Regions from separate parts of the Homo sapiens genome. Here region 1 is linked to region 2. A link is an interaction called in ENCODE POLR2A ChIA-PET data of the cell type or tissue named here. Cell type or tissue: K562. All regions are shown on one strand. Each heading gives the region's core, and the rest is flanking DNA. Links, peaks and the distances in the headings are about the cores only.

Region 1 (6,225 bases), core at 2,143-4,642, 54 kb after region 2:
GGCCTCCCAAAGTCCTGGGATTACAGGCGTGAGCCACCGCGCCTGGCCATAAGTTTTGAATTTTGAAGTCCAATTTATAAAAAAATTTTTGGTTGTTTTTGGTATCATATGTAAGAAATCATTGCCTAAATCAAAATCATGGAAATTTACGTCTTATCTTTTCTTCTAGGAATTTTATGTTAGCTCTTACATTCATATCTTTGATCCATTTCAAATTAAATTTTTTATATGAGGTGAGACAGGGGTCTGTCTGGATTCACTCACTTGCAGGTAGATGTCCAGTTGTCCCAGCATTATATGTTGAAAGGACTTTCCTTTCCTCCATTGAATTGTCTTGGCACCCTTGTTGCAACCAACTGGATATAGATGTATGAGTTTATTTCTGGACTCTCAGTTCCATTCCGTTGATCTACGTGTTTATCCTTATGCTGGTACCACATTGTCTTGATTACTGTAGGTTTGTGGTAAGCTTTGAAATTGGTAAGTGTGAGTCCTCTAACTGTGGTCTTATTTTTCAACATTGTTTTGGCTGTTCTGGCTATCCCTTGTATTTCCATATGAATTTTAGCATCAGTTTTGTCCATTTTTGTGGAAAAGGTAGTTGGGATTTTGATGTCTACTGCACTGAATCTGTAGATTAATTTGGGAATATTGCCATCTTAACAACGTGAAGTCTTCTAATCTATGAACATGGGATTTTTTCCGCTTATTTAGGTCTTCCTTAATTTCTTTCATTGATGGGTTATAGTTTTCAATGCAAATCTTGTATGTACTTTGTTTGTTAAATTTATTCCCAAGTATTTCATTATTTTGCATGCTAAATGGAATTTTTTAAGTTATAATTTTCAGATTATTTATTGCAAATATATAGAAATACAGTTGATTTTTGAATTTTTTTTTTTTTTTGACACAGTATCTGGCTGCGTCATCCAGGCTGGAGTGCAGTAGTGCGATTTTTGCTCACTGCAACCTCTGCTTCCCAGGCTCAAGCAAACCTCCCACCTCAGCCTCCTGAGTAGCTGGGACCATAGGCATATGTCACCACGCCTGGCTAATTTTAAAATTTTTCTGAGAGACTAGGTTTCGCCATGTTGCCCAGGCTGGTCTCAAACTCCTGGGCTCAAGTGCTAGGATTACAGGCATGAGCCACCATAACTGTCCTGATTTTTGAATGTTGATCTTGTATCCTGCAACCTTGGTTAACTTGCTTGTTAGAACTAGTAGTTTTTTTTGTGTGGATTCCTTAGAATTTTCTATTTACAAGATTATGTCATCTGCAAATAGGGATAGTTTTATTTTTTCTTTCCAATCTGGATACTTTTTAAAAATTTCTTTTCTAGGCCTAATTGCCCTGGCTAGAATAGCCAGTGCAATGTTGAATAGAAGTGGTAAGAGTAGACATTCTAGTCTTATTCCTGACATTAGGATAAAAACCTTCAGCCTTGCTCTGTATGTTGTTACAGGATGTATTGATGCTAGCTGTGGATTTTTTTTAGATACTTTTTATCAGGTTGAGGAAATTCCTTTCTATTACTAGTTTGTTAAGTGATTTTTTATCATGAAAGGATGTTGGTATTTTCAAATGCTTTTTTTGTGTCTGTTGAGATGATCATGTGGATTTTGTCTTTTATTCTATTGGTGTGGTGTAGTGCATTGATTGACTTTTGTATGTTAATCCAATCTTGCATCCCTGGGATAAATTTCATTTGGTCATGGTATGTAATTGTTTTTTATAGCCACTGGATTTGGTTTGTTAGTATTTTGTTGAGGGTTTTTGTGTCTATATTTATTTATTTTTTATTTTTATTTATTTATTTTTTTGAGACGGAGTCTCAGCTGCCCAGGCTGGAGTGCAGTGGTGCGATCTTGGCTCACTGCAATGACCTTCTTCCGGGTTCAAGCGATTCTCCTGGCTCAGCCTCCCGAGTAGCTGGGATTACAGGCACTTGACACCACGCCCGGCTAACTTTGTATTTTTAGTAGAGACGGGGTTTCACCATGTTGGCCAGGGTAGTCTAGAACTCCTGACCTCAGGTGATCCGCCCACCTCAGCCCCTCAAAGTGCTGGGATTACAGGCGTGAGCCATCGCACCTGGCCTCAAGTGCTTTTTAAAGATCTTAATATTTTTCTTATGTTTTTGAATCAGAATGCCCTAGTATCAGTTATCTATTGCTACACAATCACCTCAAAACTTAATGATCTAAAATAATAGCTATTTTATTTTCTGTGATTCTGTGAATCAGGATTTTGGACAGGGCTCTGTGAAAATGGCTTATTTCTGATCCATGTGATAGAAACTAGGGCAGCTTATCAATTTCATGTGGCGTAAGTTAACAGTGGGTGGGCTGGAGCTGGAGGATCCAGTATGGCCTTGCTTTGATGTCTGGTGCCTCAACTTGGATGCTTCAGTCATCTGGGGGCTGGCTTGAGAAGGCTGGTCCTCATTCATGACTGTAACACTTGATAGGAGGAGTTGTTGGTAGCCAGCTTTGTAGCCAAACTACCAGAGCTCTTAAACAAATCGTACATCAGGGAGAAAGCTTAAATCTTGATTTTAAATGACTGTTTTGGGCATTACTTTCAGAATAATTATTAGAAGTGCCTTGATTAAACTTAGATAACTAACGTTAAAATATACGAAATCAGATAGTAAAGTGTTTCTTGGGAAATGGTTGAAGTAACCAGTTTTGATATTATGTTTGATAGGTGCAAAAATTAGTATTTCGCCAGGGGCGGTGGCTCACGGCTGTAATCCCAGCACTTTGGGAGGCCGAGGTGGGCGGATCACCTGAGGACGGGAGTTTGAGACCAGCCTGGTCAGCATGGTGAAACCCCATCTCTACTAAAAATACAAAAATTAGCCGGGCGTGGTGGCGGGCGCCTGTAATCCTAGCTACTCTGGAAGCTGAGGCAGGAAAATCACTTGAACCCGGGAGGCGGAGGTTGCAGTGAGTCGAGATCGCGCCATTGCACTCCAGCCTGGGCGACAGAGCGAGACTCTGTGTCAAAAAGAAAAAAAAATTAATATTTCTTGGAAATCAAGTCTGTTGGGGAAACTGTTCTAGACTGGTTGCAATTATATTTAATTTTGAGGTGAGTTATCCTAGTCCTAAGTAGGGAAACAAAAACATCCAGAGTTTGGATGTATGTTGTGTGACCAAAAGAAAATGTTTACAATCGTCTGACATGTTATATGCCAGGAAATATGCATTAGGATATCCATTGTGTTGCTTGATAAGAAAACGAAAGCACTGACATTTACTTTTCTTACTGGGAACTTTTCATGTCTGAAAGTCTTGATCACCTATTTATTACCTTGAGGTATAGGGTATGGAAAGCACATTAAAAAAATCAGTAGATGGTGAATTTGGTTTTCAGAACATATTTCACAGTATTAAACAGAATATCACATTATCATCACATTTAATGTGAAGTTAAATAATGAAGAAGGGCCAGGCTCAGTGGCTTATGCCTGTAATCCCAGCACTTTGGGAGGCTGAAGTGGGTAGATCACTTGAGCTCAGGAGTTCGAGATTAGCCTCCTGAGACCTGTCTCTACCAAAAAAAAAAAACAAAACAAACAAAAAAACTAGGTATGGTAGTGCTTGCCTGTAGTCCCAGCTACTCGGGAGACTAAGATGGGAAGATCGCCTGAGACTGGTAGGTCAAGACTACAATGAGCTGTGATTGCACCACTGCTCTCCAGCCTGGGTGGCAGAGTGAGACCTTGTCTCAAAAAATAAAAAACCAATAATGGGGAAAAATGAGGTATAAGTCCAACGAGGTATAGTTCTAGGCAGGTTTTGTAAGATGAGTATCCTTCGGAAGAAGAAACGTTTACAGTGAATTTTTACTGAGTCATAAGAAATATTTGTCAAATGTTACCTAAGCTGTAGTACTGATTTATTAACAGATAGTTTTTCTGTAAAGAAAATCCACATAAATAAGTGATTTAAAATGCTTTCTCAGGCCGGGCACAGTGGCCCACGCCAGTAATCCCAGCACTTTGGGAGGCCGAGGCGGGCGGATCACCTGAGGTCGGGAGTTCCAGACCAGCCTGACCAACATGGAGAAACCCCGTCTCTACTAAAAATACAAAATTAGCAGGGGGTGGTGGTGCGTGCCTGTAATCCCAGCTACTCGGAAGCTGAGGTGGGAGAATCGCTTGAACACAGGAGGCGGAGGTTGCAGTGAGCTGAGATGGTGCCATTGCACTCCAGCCTGGGCAACAAGAGTGAAGCTCTGTCTCAAAAAAAAAAAAAAAAAAAAAGCAAAAACCTTTCTCCCTGACTTTACAAATTTTAGAAAATTTGTAGAGTTGTAGAAAATTTGAACGATAAAGTATAAAGACCAAAACTAAAAATTACCCGTAATCCTATTAATGCTAATACTATAAATATTTTGATGTTCCTTCTTTCTTTTCATAAATTTTTTATTTGGAAAAGTACAGAGATAACAAAAACCAAAATGTTTTTCCTATTTTCACATAGTCATCACAGCACTTTTGACACCAGATGTGTGGCGTGGTTTTTCCCACACACTAACCAAGCAATTCTCCAAAGGATAGCAGCTGGGTGTCCTATATAATTCACTTCAATTCTGACACTATCTACCTGGAGATAGCATCAGATCCCACAGGTTGAGGGCTCAGTCCCACAAGACTGTCTCTCATATCAGATGCTATTCACAAGACCCAGGTTGTGACCTGTGCTTCTGACCAACTGGCTCCAAATTGGGGTTCCCACAACCCCCTCTTTGGGTTCAATCAGTTTGCTAGAGGGGCTCACAGAACTCAGGGAAACACTTTAATTATGTTTACCCATTTGTTAGAAAGAATATTACAGAGAATACAGATGAAAAGCAAAGTTGAAGAAATGCATAGGGCAAGGTATGGGGGAAAGGACATGGAGCTACCTTGCCCTCTCTGGGCACACCAACCTCCACGATCTTACATGTGTTCAGCAATCCAGAAACTTTCTGAACCAGTCCTTTTGATTTTTCATGGAGGCTTCATTATGTCCTGATTGATTACATCATGGGACATGGGTGATCAGCTCAACCTAAAGCTCCTTTACCCTCCCTGGAGATTGTGTGGTGGTGGTGGCACTGAAAGTTCTAACCCTCTAATCACATGGTTGGTTCCCCTGGCAACCAGCCCCCATCCTAAGGCTATCCTGGAACCCCAGCCATCACTCAATTCATTAGTATTCACAGAGACCCTTAGCACTTTGGAGATTCCAAGGGTTTTAGGAAGTATGTGCCAGGACCAGAGACCAAATATATATTTCTTACTGTATCACAATATCATGTGAGGTAATATGGAGCTTTGTGGATTTCATTCCTCCAGCTCCACCCTCCCCCCAACATTTTGATTCCATTGGGAAATCTTACTGTCATTTTAAATTATAATAGGAATATTAACTCAGTTTATTGGAATAAAAGATATAAGAAAAAGTTCTTCTCCTACTTATATACCAGGAGTGTGGGTTTCAACTCTGGCCAGTGAAACAAGCAAAATATGTTAATTTGGTAAAAAATTTCCATAATAACAGTTCCTTTGATTCTAAGGAAGGAAATAAAGATTTCAAAACTAATCGAGTCAAAAAATTTGTGAAAGATTCGAATAAACATTTCTCAAAAGAAGATATACAGATGACAAACAGGCATATGAAAAGGTGCTCAACATCACTGATCATCAGAGAAATGCAAATCAAAACTACAATGAGGCCGGGCGCTGTGGCTCATGCCTGTAATCCTAGCACTTTGGGAGGCTGAGGTGGGTGGATCACCTTAAGTCAGGAGTTCGAGACCAGCCTAGCCAACATGGTGAAACCCTGTCTCTACTAAAAAATTAAAAAATTAGCCGGGTGTGGTGGCACGCACCTGTAGTCCCAGCTACCTGGGAGACTAGGAGAAATACTTGAACCTGGGAGGCGGAGGCTGCAGTGAGCTGATATCGTGCCACTGCACTCCAGCCTGGATGATAGAGTGAGACTCCGTTTCAGGAAAAAAAAAAACAAAACAAACACACTACAACGAGAAGCTTACATCCAAGACAAAGGCAATAACAAATGCTGGCAAGGATGTGGACAAAAGGGAACCCTTGTACACTGTTGGTGGGAATGCAAATTAGTATAACCATTTTGGAGAAGTTTGGAGGTTCCTCAAAAGACTAAATATTGAGCTGCCATATGATCTAGTGATCCCACTGCTGGATATATACC
Region 2 (6,225 bases), core at 1,612-4,111:
GGTGGGAGTGCCCAGGCTCTGACAGGATAAGGAATTCCTGGAGGTCCAGGCCTTCTCAGAGGAGCGGGGGGAGACACAAACAGGTTCCTTCCTCCACCCCCCAAGCTTATCAGCGCCCCACAGGCTCCGGGGAACTGAATGCTCAGCCAAGGGAGGAAAGCTGCCCCCTGCCTGTCACCTTCACACCCTCTATTACTTACCCCGTCTCTACTAAAAATACAAAAAAAAATTAGCTGGGCATGGTGGTCTGTGCCTGTAATCCCAGCTACTAGGGAGGCTGAGGCAAGAGAATTGCTTGAACCTGGGAGGCAGAGGTTGCAGTGAGCTGAGATCACGCCACTGCACTCCAGCCTGGGCGACAGAGCAGGACTCCGTCTCAAAAAAAAAAAAAAAAAAGAGTGGTATGACCTTGGGTTGCCACTTTAGCTCTCTGAGCCTCAGAAGCTCTTTAGAACATTTTTGGCTGTTAGGATTCAATAAGATAAAATGAGCAAATGCCTGTAAAAGAACCAGGATCGCTAAATGTGAGTGGCTTCTTCAAGAGGTCACTGCTGACGGGGGCATCTCAGGTAGCAAAGTGCTCCCTGCAGTCTGGGGATGGAGGCGAAGATTATGATGTCACTGGCAGAGGCCATGGGGCAGGGGGCCTGCAGTCCAGGGAGTGACAGCTTTCCCGCTTCAGTGACTGACAAAGCCACACAAGGCCTTCACCCACACAAGTGCACAAGTCACCTCAACGAGAAACACACACACAGGTGCCTGGGTGGAGGGGCTGTGGGACAGGGCAGAGCTCTCTAGGTCCCAGGGCCTGAGGCCCAGGGGACAACCTGTTTATAGGACACAGACAGACACAGATTCACACCCTCTATATAAACTCACAAACAGGGGCACACCCTCACAGGCACCAAAACACACCCCCCTACACATACACATACACAAATGCACAGAAACAGGAGATACAGGATCACAAGCATATTCCCAAATGCACTCCCCACGCACAAATTCAGAAACGCAGAGCCCTCCCTGGCCAACACACACACACACACACACACACACACACACACACACACACACACACACTCTTATCAGGCTGGGGCAGGCACTGGCACTGCTGAGTCACCCACAGGCAGCTCAGCCCAACAGAGCTAGAGCCACGTGGCTGCCCCAGCAGGGAGGGGGCAGGGCCCACAGCAGCTCTTTAGAATCACCCCATCCACCTGACTGCTGGGGTTTTCCTCTCCCTAGCCCTTTGATTGAGTCAGGGGTGGGGATGGGGTTGGGGGAGGAGCCACTGTTTGCAGAGGCCAAATCAAAAATTTCACAGCCTGCACTCTCCTGGGTGCAAGAGTACACGTGAGAGGAATTAAAAAATACTACTAGATTAATTACTATTTGCAAATATATTTTCACATACTCCCATTTAACCATCACAACAGCTCTATATAAAGTTAGCACTATTATTAATCTCATTTTACCCCAGGGTGGGGGGCGGGTGCCTTGCCCCAAAGCCCAAAACCCAGACTCACCTGCCTCCAAATCCCTACCTCGTAACCCCTGGGCAATACTGTCTGGTGGGCAGGTGTGATATAGGCAAGTGAAAGGTACATCAATGTGCTTGGGAGCCTGGTTGTCTATGTGTGTGTGTGCGCACGTGTGTGTGCTCGCGCACCAGGCTTCCCCAGGGGATTCACAGGGATAGAGACTGAAAGGGTCTCAAGTGTCCTGATTTCTGGTCGAAGGATCCAACACTTCTCTAGTCCCTTGAAGCCCACCTCCCTCCATCAGAAAACATCTCCCCAGTCAAAGGGCTCAGTCTGACCCTCCTCTGCTAGATTATGGGCTCCTTGAAGGCAGGAACCAGGGCCCTGAAGCCTCAAACAGGACCTGATTCAGAGAAGTCCTCAGTGAATTTGGAGGGGGGGAGAGTCAGTCAATGTATGACTTTTAATTCAGTTATGTATCAATATAACAATAACATCAATAATTATAATAAATGCTAATGCTTATTGCATGCTTACCCTGGGACTGGCACTGTTCTTAGCACTTGACATGGATTCTTTCATTCAATTCTTGCCACAACCCTTGAGGAAAATACTTTCATTAACCCCACTTTGCAGAGGAGGAAACTGGCTTGGAGAGAGTTAGTAGCTCACCCAAAGTAACTCAATTAGGAAGTGGCAGCGTTGGGGATTGGAACACAGGAAGTCTAGTTACCCCATTTAGTAGGAAGATCACTACATTCAGAGGAAGGCTTTGTCCTCAGCGAGCCTCAGTTTGCCATATTTGTCCAAAGAAAGGGTTAGTTTTCCACGGTGCTCTGGCCTGGAATATTCTATGATCCTATGATTCTGTGACGAAGAGCTTTTGAAGTGTCAGGGTTAGTTTTAAAATGAAAGAGGCCATTCTGCCGGGTGGTGAGCTTCCTGACATGGGCATATGTAAGCCAGCTCAGGCCTGAAATGGGAGGGAGGGGATGAGACTTCGGCCAGTGACCATGGAAGCGTTGATGGAGTGGACCATCAGGAGGGGAAAAGTCACTGAGAAGAGTGGCAAGGCGGGCACGACAGGATCCAGAACTCGCTTTTACGGAACGCCTACTGTGTACCAGACCTATGCTTGACATTTAACTTACATCGCTAATTCTCAGGAAAACATTGTAAGATTTATGGTTGACGAAATTCAGATCCAGAGAAGTGACTTGTTCAGGGTCACGCCGGACGAAGTGGTAGGACAGGCGATCCAGGTGAGTCTCCTCAGGGTCACTTCCCTAGATCCCCTCTGACCAACCCCTCTACCTAGTAACCTTAGGAGCAGTACCACGTGTCAAATTGCTTCACACTTTTGTCATATGACGTCACACCAGTCAATCCAGGAACTCCCTGCCCTTCCCTCCCCTGACCTCTGGGGTCTATCAAAGCAGCCCCCGGCTCAGTGTCCCCGCCGGACGAGGCTACACCTGCAGCCCCCGCCCCTTCCCAACTGCGACTCTCGCACTCCTCTGCCCGGGCCTCCCCCTCCCCGCCCCGCTGATCGGCAGTTGCCTGCGCCAATCAGAGGGCCTAGCGGGCGGGGCGGGGCCTCACGATGGAGTTGCCCTGTCAGTGCAGGTGGAGGCCCCGGCGGGGCAAAGTGGCAGGAACCTCTTAAAGGGCGAGAGCGGCGCGGAGCCAGAACGCGGTCGGCCCGGTCCCCGCCGCACCCAGCCCAGGTGAGCCTGGACCACCTGGGGGGCGACCCTCGGTCCCCGGGAGGGACGGGGTTAGGGACAGAAGAACCTACCCCCAAGGGCTCGGACCGTCCCGGGAGAGGCGAGACCAGGGTCGAAGGGTCCAGGGCTGAGGGGTCCAGCGGTCCCGAATTCCAGAATCCGAACTTGGGGTCCAAAGGAGTCTGGGCATCTTAAAGTTCAGGGTGCAGGGAGGGGCGTGGGAGTCTGGAGAGGGGGTCCGGGAGCTCGGATCCGGAGCTAGACACGTCCGGGTCCGGCCGGTCCTGGCTGTCTGGGGCGGGGGTCCTGCATTCGGTGTCCGCGGGAGAGTCCCTGCAGGTCGGCGCAGCCCCCGGCCGCCCCCTAGCCCCGCCTTGCCCGGCCCCGCATGCTCCTGCCGGGCCCGCAGCAGCGCTGGAGCGGGCTGGCGGCTAGCAGCGGGAGGGGGCTCCGGGGCCTGGAGCCCCGCGCCCCGCTCCGGCCCTTACGTAACTGACTTTGAGTTTCCGGACCCAGGAACCGACCCGCCAGCTGGGGCGCCGGCTGTGCCCGCCAGGGTGGCCCCCCCGGCCGTCGCGCCAGCCCCACACCCTCCCTGCCAGGCTTGGTCTAGGGGACTTCCCTCTGTCTGGGTCTCCCGGGTCTCTCTGTCCGGTTCAGGCTCAGGTTCCCTCTCATCTCTGGGTTCCCTGTATCTCTCATCTGTCGTCTCTGTTTTGCTGTCTTTTCCTGTCTCTGTCCTCTGTCTTTCCTCAAGAATTGTCTCGCCCTCACCTACACTTCCCGGCAGGCCCCACCTCTTCAGGGTGGGACAGGACCCCTCCTCTCCAGCTAGTTGGAGGCAGGGACCTGTCCAGACCAACCCGAGCCCGAGCTCGCTCCAGGAGTGGGGAGGAGAGAGGAGGGTTGGGGAAGATGATTCTAGGACCCTTAGCTCCTGGGTCCGGGAACGGACGACCCCTTCTCCGCCTCTGGAGCCCTTTCCTCCAGAAGGAGGAGGCTTGGACAGAACCTGGCTGGGGCTGGGCTTAGGGCAACTGGGAGTCCCTGTGAGAGCTGCCTAGTGTCTCGTCAGGGTCAGGTCCTCAGCTATTGAAGGGGAGCGGGAGGGGCTGGGGAGGGGCCAGAGCCCTGGCACGCGCCCCGGAGCTTCAGCAAGCTCCCTACCTCCACCCAGTTTCAGGCCTGGAGGATGGTCTTGGCAGGAGGCTGGGTGGGGAAGGGATCTGCAGGAGGAGGCTCAAGGGACTTCTGCATGTTGGGGAGGAGGGTGGAGATAGAATGACAGACCCGCAAGTCTAAGGAGCACCTACTGGGAACACTCCCTGCCTTGAAGGCTCTCCGGGGTGTCAGACAGACACTTCGGAAATCACTGTAAATAAGGCGTTAAAGCAGGTGTGAGGTGGGAATTATTATTTCTTCTTTTTTTTCTTTTGAGACGGAGTCTCGCTCTGTCGCCCAGGCTAGAGTGCAGTGTCGCGATCTCGGCCCACTGCAAGCTCCGCCTCCCGGATTCACGCCATTCTCCTGCCTCAGCCTCCCGAGTAGCTGGGATTACAGGCGCCCGCCACCGCGCCCGGCTAATTTTTTGTATTTTTAGTAGAGACGGGGATTCACCGTGTTAGCCAGGATGGTCTCGATCTCCTGACCTCGTGATCCACCCACCTCGGCCTCCCAAAGTGCTGGGATTACAGGCGTGAGCCACCGCGCCAGGCCGGGAATTATTAATTCTAAGCCAGGAGAAACTTTGCGCAAGGAGGTAGGAGGCTTGAGAAGAAAGGGAGCCAGAAGCTGAAGGGAGCAGAGGGAGGGATGAAAGGGGACATCCAGTGCCCAGTAGGCTCTGCACACAGCAGAACTGGGTTGAATCCTGACCCTTCCACTTTCCTGCTGTGTGATCCTGCATGAGTCACTTCACCTCTCTGAGTCCCAGGCTTGTACTTTGTCAATAATCCGGACCTTGCAGGCATAAGCAGCATCAAATAGGCAATGTGTATGCAGACCAGAACGGTAGCTGGTCTGATAGCAGGCCAGTAGTGTGTTTTAAGAAGGGAATGGAGTGGGGAAGTCCTGAGGTTTCCGCTGTATGTATAGGAGAGCCAGGCAACACCTGCCAGGTCTCAGCAACATGGGGCATGGGTGGAGTGCCTGGGTGTATGGGTGATACTCATTGAGGCCACACTGGCTGTCTCCTGATTGGCCCATCCCTCCTAGACCAGGGCTGGCCTCCCTCCTGTAGGCTCCAGGTGCCAACAGAAGCTCCCACCCAGGCCGCCTTACTCCCCAGACGAGTGCGGGTAGAGCCCTGTCAGGGCAGGACCAGCACCCTCTCTGCAGAATGGACCATGGCCAGGAGACTGGCTGGCCGTGCTGGGCAGGAACATCCATCTGGCTAGGAAGATGCTGACGCTGTGCAGGCCCCATGGAGGTCCAGACCTCTGTTGGCTGGGGCTGGGCCCAGCTGATGGAACCTAGGCTGCAGGGTGAGACAGAGGCTGGGGTGGTGGGAGTGAGGAGGGGAGGTGCAAGGAGGGACTCCTGGAGAGGAATCCTGAGCCCAGGTGTGGAACCAAACCGAGCTTCATTCGGTTATTCTCTAAGCCTTTCTTGAGCACGTACTGTGCACCATATACAGGTCTGCCAGCCACAGACCTGAACAGGATACTCACAGAGGGCTCACCACAGAGTTATGGTGTCCTGAGATTTGTTAGGGGTTTGCAGAATGGGCCTGTATGACAGTTCCTGGGGATAGGGGAGTTCAGAATTTTCCCAGGGCCTTAGATTCTGATATTTTATTTTATTTTTATTTTTATTTTTATTTTATTTTATTTTATTTTGTTTTTTTGAGACAGAGTCTCACTCTGTTGCCCAGGCTGGAGTGCAGTGGCATGATCTCAGCTCACTGCAACCTTCACCTCCTGGATTCAAGCGATTCTCTTGCCTTAGCCTCCTGAGTAACTGGGATTACAGGCTCCTGCCACCATGCCTGGCTAATTTTTTTATTTTTAGTAGAGATA

Evidence for each region. Peaks named below come from ENCODE experiments on the same cell type or tissue, not always from the same donor. Only the 100,000 strongest peaks of a DNase experiment are listed, where the experiment ranks them.
Region 1: POLR2A ChIA-PET joins it to region 2 with 6 read pairs; 11 of 35 experiments call an interaction of 5 or more read pairs at or near these places.

Annotation. Positions count from the first base shown.
Region 1 is chr1:28,937,645-28,943,869 of GRCh38, forward strand. All of the region lies in intron 1 of EPB41 (erythrocyte membrane protein band 4.1), which reads left to right. It overlaps LOC124903886 (a long non-coding RNA gene), which reads right to left and starts at 5,002. Exons shown (of 3, transcript XR_007065563.1): 1 at 4,916-5,002. In K562, for the core only: no CTCF peak of the experiment used is centred there; no DNase peak of the experiment used is centred there.
Region 2 is chr1:28,884,003-28,890,227 of GRCh38, forward strand. It overlaps a transcript of EPB41 not described here. Among named protein-coding and RNA genes, the nearest start is that of EPB41, 27 kb to the right of the region's middle. RefSeq lists cis regulatory regions at 1-316, 92-131, 106-123, 560-1,464, 1,077-1,116, enhancers at 43-187, 799-1,479, 872-921 and silencers at 2,856-3,145, 3,156-3,375, 3,516-3,865. In K562, for the core only: a CTCF peak has its summit at 1,907; DNase peaks (open chromatin) are centred at 3,029, 3,380 and 3,679; H3K4me3 peaks cover 1,436 bases.